2 separate regions of the Homo sapiens genome follow, and region 2 is linked to region 1. The links are chromatin loops, found by intact Hi-C in ENCODE. Cell type or tissue: breast epithelium. All regions are shown on one strand.

Region 1 (5,000 bases):
GGACACTCAAAAAGGGTATCGTTTGATTCCATATTACCGTAGAAAACAGTTTAATCTTGTCTAAGTTTGGACTTTAAGCAGGTAGAGGCTTGCCTGATGGGTACCTGGCCATGTGTGCATCAAAAACTTTATAAAAATTGATGCCTTTTCATCTAGGACTTCCATTTCTAAGGACAAGCAGAGGTAAACAGTGGTTCATTGCTGTGATATTTATTAGAAAGACAGAAAACGTGCTTAGAAGTCTGATATCTGGGGAATGGTTCAATAAGTTCTGATGTGTTTACAAGGTGAAATATAGGTCATTAAAATGATATTTTAAAATAATTTTTAATGGAATGAGAATATACTCATGATATAATGTAAAAAGGAAAAAAAGGACATGAATAGTATCTGTGGTACATTCCCAATTATGTTAAAATGTAAAAGAGTGTGTGTGTATGTTTAATAAAACAGAAGGCATGATAATGGTGTTTATCTCTGGATGGTGATTTTTATTTTTCTTCTCCATGCTTCTCTATATTTTTCATATTTCCTAGACTGAGCATGTGTTACCTTTATAATTTAAAAAATGTGAGCATGTTTTAAGGAATATGTACATCTCCAGCATTCAGTAGCAGGAGAGAAGCCTGGCTTCACGATTCCTTCTGGAAGCTTACGTTTAAGATCTGATTTTTCTTCAGGAGTACAGACTTTTAACGGCCTGTTTACAGCTCCACTGGGGTGTGGGTGGAGACAGAGCTCTTTCTGCCCATATCATTTCCTCTTCCTATATCTCTTGAATCTTTCCTTCCTTTGTGCAGAAGAAGAGAGAGAACAAAAATATACAGCAGTGTGATAACATGGCCTTCATAAAACTCTGCTCCTGACAGCAGCCACTGTGTATTTACTGACTGCAGAACTTCCCTCCCTCCTGCTCAACCCTCCCTCCTCCTCTGCTAGATATTTACCAATTCATTTGTATCCGATGTTCCTTCTGAAACAATCACTGGGATAAGATGAGATTCTCTTTTTCTGAGGTTTTCGCTTGCCAGAACAGCATTCCAGAATTCTGGTTTTGTTTTTCTTTTTTAAAAGAACTCAGTTATGGTAAAGATATGCATGCTGCATAATGATAAAATAATCTAACTTTCAAGTCAAAAAATAAAATATATTAATCTATATTATTTTAATAGCTTCTTATACAATAAAAAAGCATTGAATTTTCATAGGACACTTTTAATAAGTCACAGTGTGACCAACTCCTTCCTCTTTTCAAGAGTCTGATGGAAGTCCAGCAATTTAATAACAGATATCACTAAGGAAACATGAAAGAATAAGATGAATGGGATAGCTACCGGGAGGGTTGTTTAAACTATCAACCAATATGGCCCCCCTATACTCACACACACACATGGTCACACACACATGCACACTAGAAAGGACATGAAACTCCTCTCTGGCCTGTGGGGGCAGAAGACAGCTGGAGAGGAAGCAAGACCTCAAATTAATTGAAATTTCAATACCCACACGAGGCTACGGCTCCTGTTTGGACAGCATAAACAGAGGCAGAGTAAGTTTGGAGAGCTGAGAGCAGAGGAGCTCTGTTCGCTCTTTCTCTCCAGAACTCTGGTACCTCATAGGAGTGTCTCATGCCCTTTTGCAGTGGAAACTGTAGCGTGACAATGACTGAATGGGATGCCAGGGACACAGGGGTTCTGGGACAGTCTTACCTGTATTCCCACGGCTCTTAAGTGGCATGAGGGAGCTGTCACATTTTTCTGAGCCTCCCTTCCCCAAGAAAGATACAGTAGTTAGATTTTAAAAAAGGAGAGAAATGCTAATCTCCAGGATCCCTTTGCCTTGAGGGAATACTGGGTAGAAAGTGGTGTGAACTCTATGACTGCTATCATATGAGACCAGACCAAGACTGGAGGCCTGGCTATCATGGGTTCTGGGGCACTCCTCCCATATCCCTTCTCCAGGGCAGATGCACTCATCTCTCAGCTGCTGAGAATACTGGTTGCTGACCAGTATCCACTGGGAATTGCCCTGGCTGTGGGGAATTGGCCCCCGGGTGGGAGCAGTCCACACATAGTCAGTGACTGGCTGAGGTAGGGATACAAAAGCCAGCCTGTCCTGCTTCAATTTGGAGCAATCATAAGGCATTGTTCCAGCTCAAGAGCTCCCCCTGGGATCTAGGATCTGTCACCACATTACAGGACGGTTTCTATCTCTCCCCATTCCTGCCTTCCTTGTTCCCTTATTCCCATCTGCAAGACGCATAACTGCCAACACTTTCCAATAACCCCTCTGTAAGCCTTTTTCCATCTCAGAATGTGAATTCATTGTAATATAGTTGGTGCCGGGAGTGGTCCTAGGAAGCCAACTGCAAAAAGGGATTTTGGAAATGGGTCATTTGCTGGCTAGCTGGCAATGAGAACCCTAGACCTGGTGGCTGAGCATATGCATGGGACAAGAGCCCCAGAGTGTGCTGGACAGGTAACATTGTTCTGATCAGCACTAACACAGCTCCTTGGAGGACATTGCAGGGTCTCTGGCTTGCATTTTGAGAAGCCAGTGGAGGATTTTGAGTACAGAAGTGATTTAACCTCACTAATTTACAGGGAATATAGGGAGAAGAGAAACATGTTAAAAGACACCAAGGGGAAACAATCAGAAAAATCCAGGCTGGCAGAAATCCTACAGGATAAACAATGTTGTTTGATTATGTAAAAATATCTTGAAAGATGGAAGACACTATAAGCCAGGTTAGATGACATAAGTGTGTCTACGCATACAGCAGCTCAGGAATGTTACCCAAGAAACTGGTAATGGATGTGCTGGGACCAGATGTAGGCAGCTGTAATACAGAGTGAGGAGGAAAATTACCTTTTGAAGTATTTTCTTTTTTGCATGTTGTTTACTTCACCACCCTATCCAAATAATTCTATTTTGGTATCAAGTAATTGTATTATTTCTTTGGAAACAATACCAATAAATAAATATATCTTTTAAAAAAGGTAGCAATAGACTGGGAAAATCGACATTAATATTCCCAATATACAAATATTTTCTACAAGTCAATAAGAAGAAGATGAACAGCGAAACAGGAAAAAAGCTATTCATCAATCCATCTTTTTCGAATGGTTTTGATGAATCCCAAGCACGTGCCCAGCACTATTCTACATGCTGAGGATAGGGTGCTGAAGTAAACAAACAAAGACTCTGCAATCCAGAGGCTAACATTCAGTAATGGTGGGGTGTGCACGGAAGAAGAGCACATCTACAGGCAATTGACAGGAACAGAAATTCTAATGGTTATAAAGAAATAAAAAATTCTCGACCTCAAAAACAAATATATACAAAGTGAAACAGGAAGACATGATTTTAACCCATGGAGTGTCAAAGATTAAGTAGACCTAGAGCATCCATCCACAGTGAGAGTGGGGGAATTGGAACTCCTTTGTAATGTTGAATGGTATGTAAACCAGTGCAAGAGTGAAAGAGCATAATTTGCCTGTGTGTGTTAAAATAGAAATTATACATACACTTATAGCCAGCAATAACACACTTAGGAAACTTTGGAAATAATACCAAAAGTGCAGAAAGGCATATTGAGAAGCAGTGTTTATTACAGCATTTTTTTGAAACAGTGAAAATGTAAAAACAATCTCGATGCTCATCAGTAGATGATAGTTAAATAAATTATGATATATCCATAAGTACAAAATAGTACTATTTTGATGTTAAAAGAATGAGGTAAAGAATGAGGTAATTCTATAGATATTCACCTGGAAAAAGAAGGTTGCCAAGCAGAATATAGGAATTGTTCCCTGTTGGGTTTTTAAAAAGCTCTATCTGTATGATAAAACTTAATTTGTTAAAAAACAAAACTCTGTATGTGTGTTTTAAACTTTTCTTTTTGGAATAATTATAGACTCACAGAAAGTTTTTAAACTGTCTTTTAATTTTTTTACTTTTAATTGACACAAAAATTGTACATATTTATGGGATACATGTGATATTTCAATACATGCATACAATGTATAATGATCAAATCAGGGTAATTGGCATATCCATCACTCAAACATTTATCATTTCTTTGTGTTAAGAACATCTGAAATCATTTCTAGCTATTTTGAAATATACAATAAATTATTGTTACCCATAGGTACCCTACTGTGCTATAGAACACTGGAACAAATTCCTCCTGTGTGACTGTAATTTGCACCATCAATCATTCTCTCCTTATCTCCCCCTCCCTTTATCCTTCCCAGCCTCTAGTAACATCTAGTGTTTCACTCTATACTTCTATGAGATCAACTTTTTCAGCTCCCACATATGAATGAGAACATGCAATGTTTGTCGTTCTGTGTCTGGCTTATTTCATTTAACATGATGTCCCCCAGCACCAGGCTCATCCACTTTGCCTCAAATGACAGGATTTCATTTCTCTCTCTCTCTCTCTCTCTCTCTCTCTCTCTCTCTCTTTCTCTCTCTCTCTCTTTCTCCAGGGTCTTGCTCTGTTGCCCAGGCTGCGGTGTAGCAGTGCGGAGTGTAACAGTGCGAACATGACACACTGCAGCCTTGACCCCCCGGGGTCAAGAGATCCTGCCTCAGCCTCCCATGTAGTTGAGACCACAGGTGTGTGCCACCATACCTCGCTAATTTTTTATTTTTATTTTTTGTAGAGATGGGGTCTCACTTTTTTGCCCAGGCAGGTCTCAAACTCCTGGGCTCAAGTGATCCTCCCACCTCAAACCTCCCAAGGGCTGGGAGCACAGGTGTGAGCCACCACAGTCAGCCATCAGAATTTCATTAATTTTTATGGCTGAATAATATTCCATTATGTATATATACCATGTTATCTTTATTCATTCATCTGTTAATGGACACATAGTTGATTCTGTATCTTTGCTACTGTGAATAGTGATGCAATAAATATGGGAGTGTAGATATCTCTTTGACATACTGATATGATTAGGCTTTGTGTCCTCACCCAAATTTCATCTTGAATTGTA
Region 2 (5,000 bases), 390 kb before region 1:
AGGACTGAAGGACTCCTAAAGCTAGATCTCCAGCCCAGACCTTTACCCCAAACTCCAGACTTCTATACCCAACTTAAAACTCGACCTTTCTACTTGGATGTCTAATGGGCAATTCAAACTTTCGTTGTTTTTTTTTTAAGACAAGGTCTTGCTCTAATGCCCAGGCTGGAGTGCAGCGGTGTGATCACAGCTCACTGCAGCCAAAACCTCCTGAACTCAGCCCCCCACCCAAGTCGCTGGGACTACAGGCACATGCCGCCATGCCCGGCTAATTTTTTAATTTTTCTGTAGGGATGGAGTCTCGCTATGTTAGCCGGGCTGGTCTCCAACTCCTGGGCTCAAACAGTCCTCCCACCTGGGCCTCCCAAAGTGCTGGGATTACAAGTGTGAGCCACCCAGCCTGGCTGCACCCAAACGACATCTCCTATCCACCTAATGTGTTCCTCTTGTTTTTTGTTTTGTTTTGTTTTGAGACGGAGTCTTGCTCTGCCACCCAGGCTGGAGTGCAGTGGCACGATCTTGGCTTGCTGCAACCTCCGCCTGCCGGGTTCAAGCGATTCTCCTGCCTCAGCCTCCTGAGTAGCTGGGACTACAGATGCCCACCACCATGCCTGGCTATTTTTTGTATTTTTAGTAGAGACGGGGTTTCACCACGTTGGCCAGGCTGGTCTCCAACTCTTGACCTCAAGTGATCCACCTGCCTCGGCCTCCCAAAGTGCCGGGATTACAGACGTGAGCCACTACACCCGGCCCTCTTGGTCTTCTAACTCTCAAATAAGGGCAACTCCAGATGCTCAGACAAAAACCCTGGGGGTCATTTTTGATTGCTCTCTTCCTCTCATGCCCTTCATGGATCGGTTAGTAAATCACGTTGGCATACCTTCAGAACACATCCAGAGCTCAGTGTTTCTTACCACTGCTTCTAATATGGCCCAAACCACCCACAGTCCTCTCCCACGTCGCTGCAGCAGCCTCCTAACTGGTTTCCCTGCCTCTGCCCTCACCTGCACCATCCACTCTCCACCAAGCAGCTGGAGTAAACCTTTTAAAAACTCAAGTCAAATCATTCTACTCCTCTATTCAAAACCCTCCTGTGGCTTTTCATCTCATGCAAAGTAAAACCCCAAATCCTTAGCGATGGCCATGACGCGTGACGTTGTCTGGTCCCCAGCACCCCTCTGACCGGGTCCGCTCTTTCCCCACGCTCACTCCACTTGAGCTCTGCTGGTCCCGGCTCTTCCTTGGACGCACTGAGCATATTCATTCCTGCTTTGGGGTCCATGCACTTTGCTGCTCCCTTTTCCTAGGAGAGTTGTGCCCACATAGTCACAGGGCTTGTGTCCTCACTTTACATATCACCTTGTCAAAGTGGCCTTCTCAGATCACCCTGTACAAAAGCCCAGACCTACCCCTACCCCTGTCTTCCTGTCCGCTCTGAGTCCAGCTTCACTCCTTCTTTACAGCACACATCACCATTTGACATACTCAACAACGACGTTTCCACAGTTCTCGCCTTCTCCATGGCCCCTGCATGTCATGTCAACTCTGTAGACTCGTCTGTTTTGTTCACTGCTGCATCCTAGAGCCTAGAACAGAGACGGGGCACATAGTAAGAGCTCAATAAATGTCACCGAGTGAATGAATGGATGACAGAGGGCAATTGTCAGCAATGGAAAACTAATTGCCTCCATTTATTGGGCAGATTCTTCTGCGTAGAGTTTTTTATTTGCATTTTTTTTTTTGAGATGGAGTTTCACTCTTGTTGCCCAGGTTGGAGTACAATGGTGCAATCTCAGCTCACCACAACCTCCACCTCCCAGGTTCAAGTGATTCTCCTGCCTCAGCCTCCCGAGTAGCTGAGATTACAGGCAAGCGCCACCACACCCAGCTAATTTTGTATTTTTAGTAAAGATGGGGTTTCTCCACCTTGGTCAGGCTGGTTTTATCTGCATTTTACGAGAATACCTTGTGAAGGAGATACAACCGTTCCCATTCACAGTTAACACTGAGGCAGTTAACACATGCCATCAGCCTCTGCCCCCTCTCCTGGGGCAGCCCGTTCCCCCCACCCCGAGGGCAGGCCTCACTGGGAGAGCTCTCCCAGGTTCTCTCCCATTTCATTAAATCTTATATCATCTCTAAGAAGGAGGGGCCTGAATCCCCACTTTACAGTTGAGGTCAACCAAGACTTCTCTAATGGCAAACCAGAACTTCAAATATGGCCATCTCGGGCTAGCAGTGGGATGGAAGACCAGAGAGGTGTGAAGTGACACCCGAGGGAGAATAGTATCTAGTGGAGCCAGCACAGCCAAACACAAGGAAAAAAATTAAAAAATTAGCCGGGCATGGCAGCATGTGCCTATAGTCCCAGCTACTTGGGTAGGGGGCTGAGTCCGGGAGATTGTGGCTGCAGTGAGCTGTGAGTGTGCCAAACACAAGGAACTGTGTTCCAGGAGCCTCTGGCTGTCATCTCTCTTAGTCCTGGGGGGCATCCAGCTTGATCTTTTAGTCATCATTCCAGGGGGCGTTGAAGGGTGTGCCTTTAATCTGGAATGCTGGAAAGATTCCCTGTCCTTACAAACGCAAAAGTCGGCCGGGCGCCGTGGCTCACGCCTGTAACCCCAGCGCTTTGGGAGGCCGAGGCGGGTGGATCACGAGGTCAGGAGATCGAGACCATCCTGGCTAACACGGTGAAACCCAGTCTCTACTAAAGTACAAAAAATAAGCCGGGCGTGGTGGTGCGTGCCTGTAGTCCCAGCTACTCGGGAGGCTGAGGTAGGAGAATCGCTTGAACCTGGGAGGTGGAGGTTGCAGTGAGCCAAGATCGATCCACTGCACTCCAGCCTGGGCTACAGAGCAAGACTCCATTTCAAAAACAAACAAAGGCAAAAGCCATGTCTACATAGAGCTGGGTTTTTGGGAACTGCCACGTGGGAGAGTGGAGGGGAGATTGGGCAAGGCTTCCGCAGTGAGCCTTGGTTTCTGGTGGGTGCCTGCAGCTTCTCCCAGGAGCCTCTCTTGCCTAGGATGCAGCATCCCCAAGCAGAGGAAACAGAGCTGCTTACAAGCTGGGCTGAGTGCTAATAAATTCAAATTGTATGGAAATGCAGAAACACTTAAATATTAAAAAAAAAAGCACTTACCAGAAATGCTTTAGATGCAGAGAGAACACATGCAAATGTGTTGAGCTTGTATATCTCACCTTCCAGATAGGAAGCAATTCTATTCTCCCAAGGCCTAGCTATCTCAACCCTACAAGAAGAAGACCCCACCAGAAAGGCCTACAGAAGCCCAGACTTAAGGATGATCACAGTCTCTAAGTTTAAAAACCAGGACATGCCATCAATGAATGAATTAAAAAAAGGTGATTTTTTTTTTTTTTTTGAGATGGAGTCTCGTCTGTTGCCCGGGCTGGAGTGCAGTGGTGCGATCTCAGCTTACTGCAAGCTCCACCTCCTGGGTTCACGCCATTCTCCTGTCTCAGCCTCCCGAGTGGCTGGGACTACAGGTGCCCACCACCATGTCCGGCTAATTTTTTTGTATTTTTAGTAGAAACGGGGTTTCACCATGTTAGTGAGGATGGTCTTGATCTCCTGACTTCGTGATCTGCCTGCCTCAGCCTCCCAAAGTGCTGGGATTACAGGCATGAGCCACCGCGCCTGGCGAGTGATATGTGTTTATAATACAATACTATGCAGCCTTTAAAAAGAAGGAAATCCTGTCATTTGTGACAACAGGGGTGAACCTGGAGGACATGACGTTAAGTGAAATAAGCCAGTAACAGAGAAACAGATACTGCATGTTCTCACTTCTTTGTGGAATCTAAAAAAATAATTTAATAGAAATTAGGAGTAGAATAGTGGCATGGGGTAGGATGGTATTGGGGAGACATTAGTCAAAGGACACAAAAGTTCAGTTAGGAGGAACAAGTTCAAGAGATCTGTTGTATAGTGTGGTGACCGTAGTTAATAGTAATGTATAGTATGTCCGAAAATTGCCAAGACAGTAGATGCTAAATGTTCTTATCATAACAATAAGTAGGTGAGGTGGTAAATATATTAATTAGCTTCATTTAACCATTCCACAATATACACTTATATCAAAACTTCATGTTGGAAAGCATAAATATCATTTGTCATTTGTCAATTAAAAAAAGAATCAGACACATAGTCTCACAAATGCTGTTTCTCTGGTTTGCAATTGTATTCATGTTGAAAATCCAGCAAATGCTGCTGGCTGTATACGCTTCTTGCCCTAATGCTGGACTGAAAAGCAGGAAATTCTGTGAGAGTTAGACCACCATGGATAGACTGGGATGTATGGTCACCGAAGGTGTGATGCTGAATAAGAAGAAGTTTGGTCAATCTGGGGGCTGAATTTCAAGGCCCAGCGCGGTGCGGTGGGGAGAACAGAGGCTTCACGTCAGATAGCCCTCCGTTGGCATCTGATACTGTCCCCTCCTACTGAGGACCCAGGAGAATCGTTGGCAAGAGGATTGGTGATAATGACATAAGGGGCCTCAGCCCAAGGCCTAGCTCATCAGGCACTTAATGAATGGTATTAATGTCACCTCTAACTGCCGTTCTCCATTCCTGTGGCCTGCTGGGACTTGTCACCAAAGCTGTCTGGGTAGGGGTGCTCTGTGCATGAGGAGAAGCCTCCTCTTTCCTGTTCACCTGACCCTGTTCTGCTATCCTGGGCATCAGTTAACTTCACACTAAGTGCTGGAATCAAGGGGCATATTCCTCTGCAGGCATTCCAGTTAGACTCTGTCCCTGGCAAATAGGTTTCAACTCACTTTTCACCTCCAAACAATTGTTTAATACTGGTTTGGACCGGGCGTGGTGGCTCACGCCTTTAATCCCAGCACTTTGGGAGGCCGAGGTGGATGGATCACCTGAGTTCAGGAGTTCGCGACCGGCCTGACTAACATGGTGAAACCGGTCTCTGTCTCTACTAAATACAAAAAAAATTAGCCAGGCGTGGTGGTGCATGCCTGT

Evidence for each region. Peaks named below come from ENCODE experiments on the same cell type or tissue, not always from the same donor. Only the 100,000 strongest peaks of a DNase experiment are listed, where the experiment ranks them.
Region 2: a loop joins it to region 1, with 10 times the contacts of the local background. A loop is called at or near these places in 1 of 110 quality-filtered maps.

The regions. Positions count from the first base shown.
Region 1 is chr2:86,370,908-86,375,907 of GRCh38, forward strand. No RefSeq gene overlaps it. Among named protein-coding and RNA genes, the nearest start is that of REEP1, 36 kb to the left of the region's middle. In breast epithelium, a CTCF peak has its summit at 2,212; a DNase peak (open chromatin) is centred at 2,150.
Region 2 is chr2:85,981,904-85,986,903 of GRCh38, forward strand. It overlaps LOC105374843 (a long non-coding RNA gene), which reads right to left. Exons shown (of 3, transcript XR_940318.3): 3 at 1-1,586. Among named protein-coding and RNA genes, the nearest start is that of ST3GAL5-AS1, 95 kb to the left of the region's middle. In breast epithelium, no CTCF peak of the experiment used is centred here; no DNase peak of the experiment used is centred here; H3K27ac peaks cover 614 bases.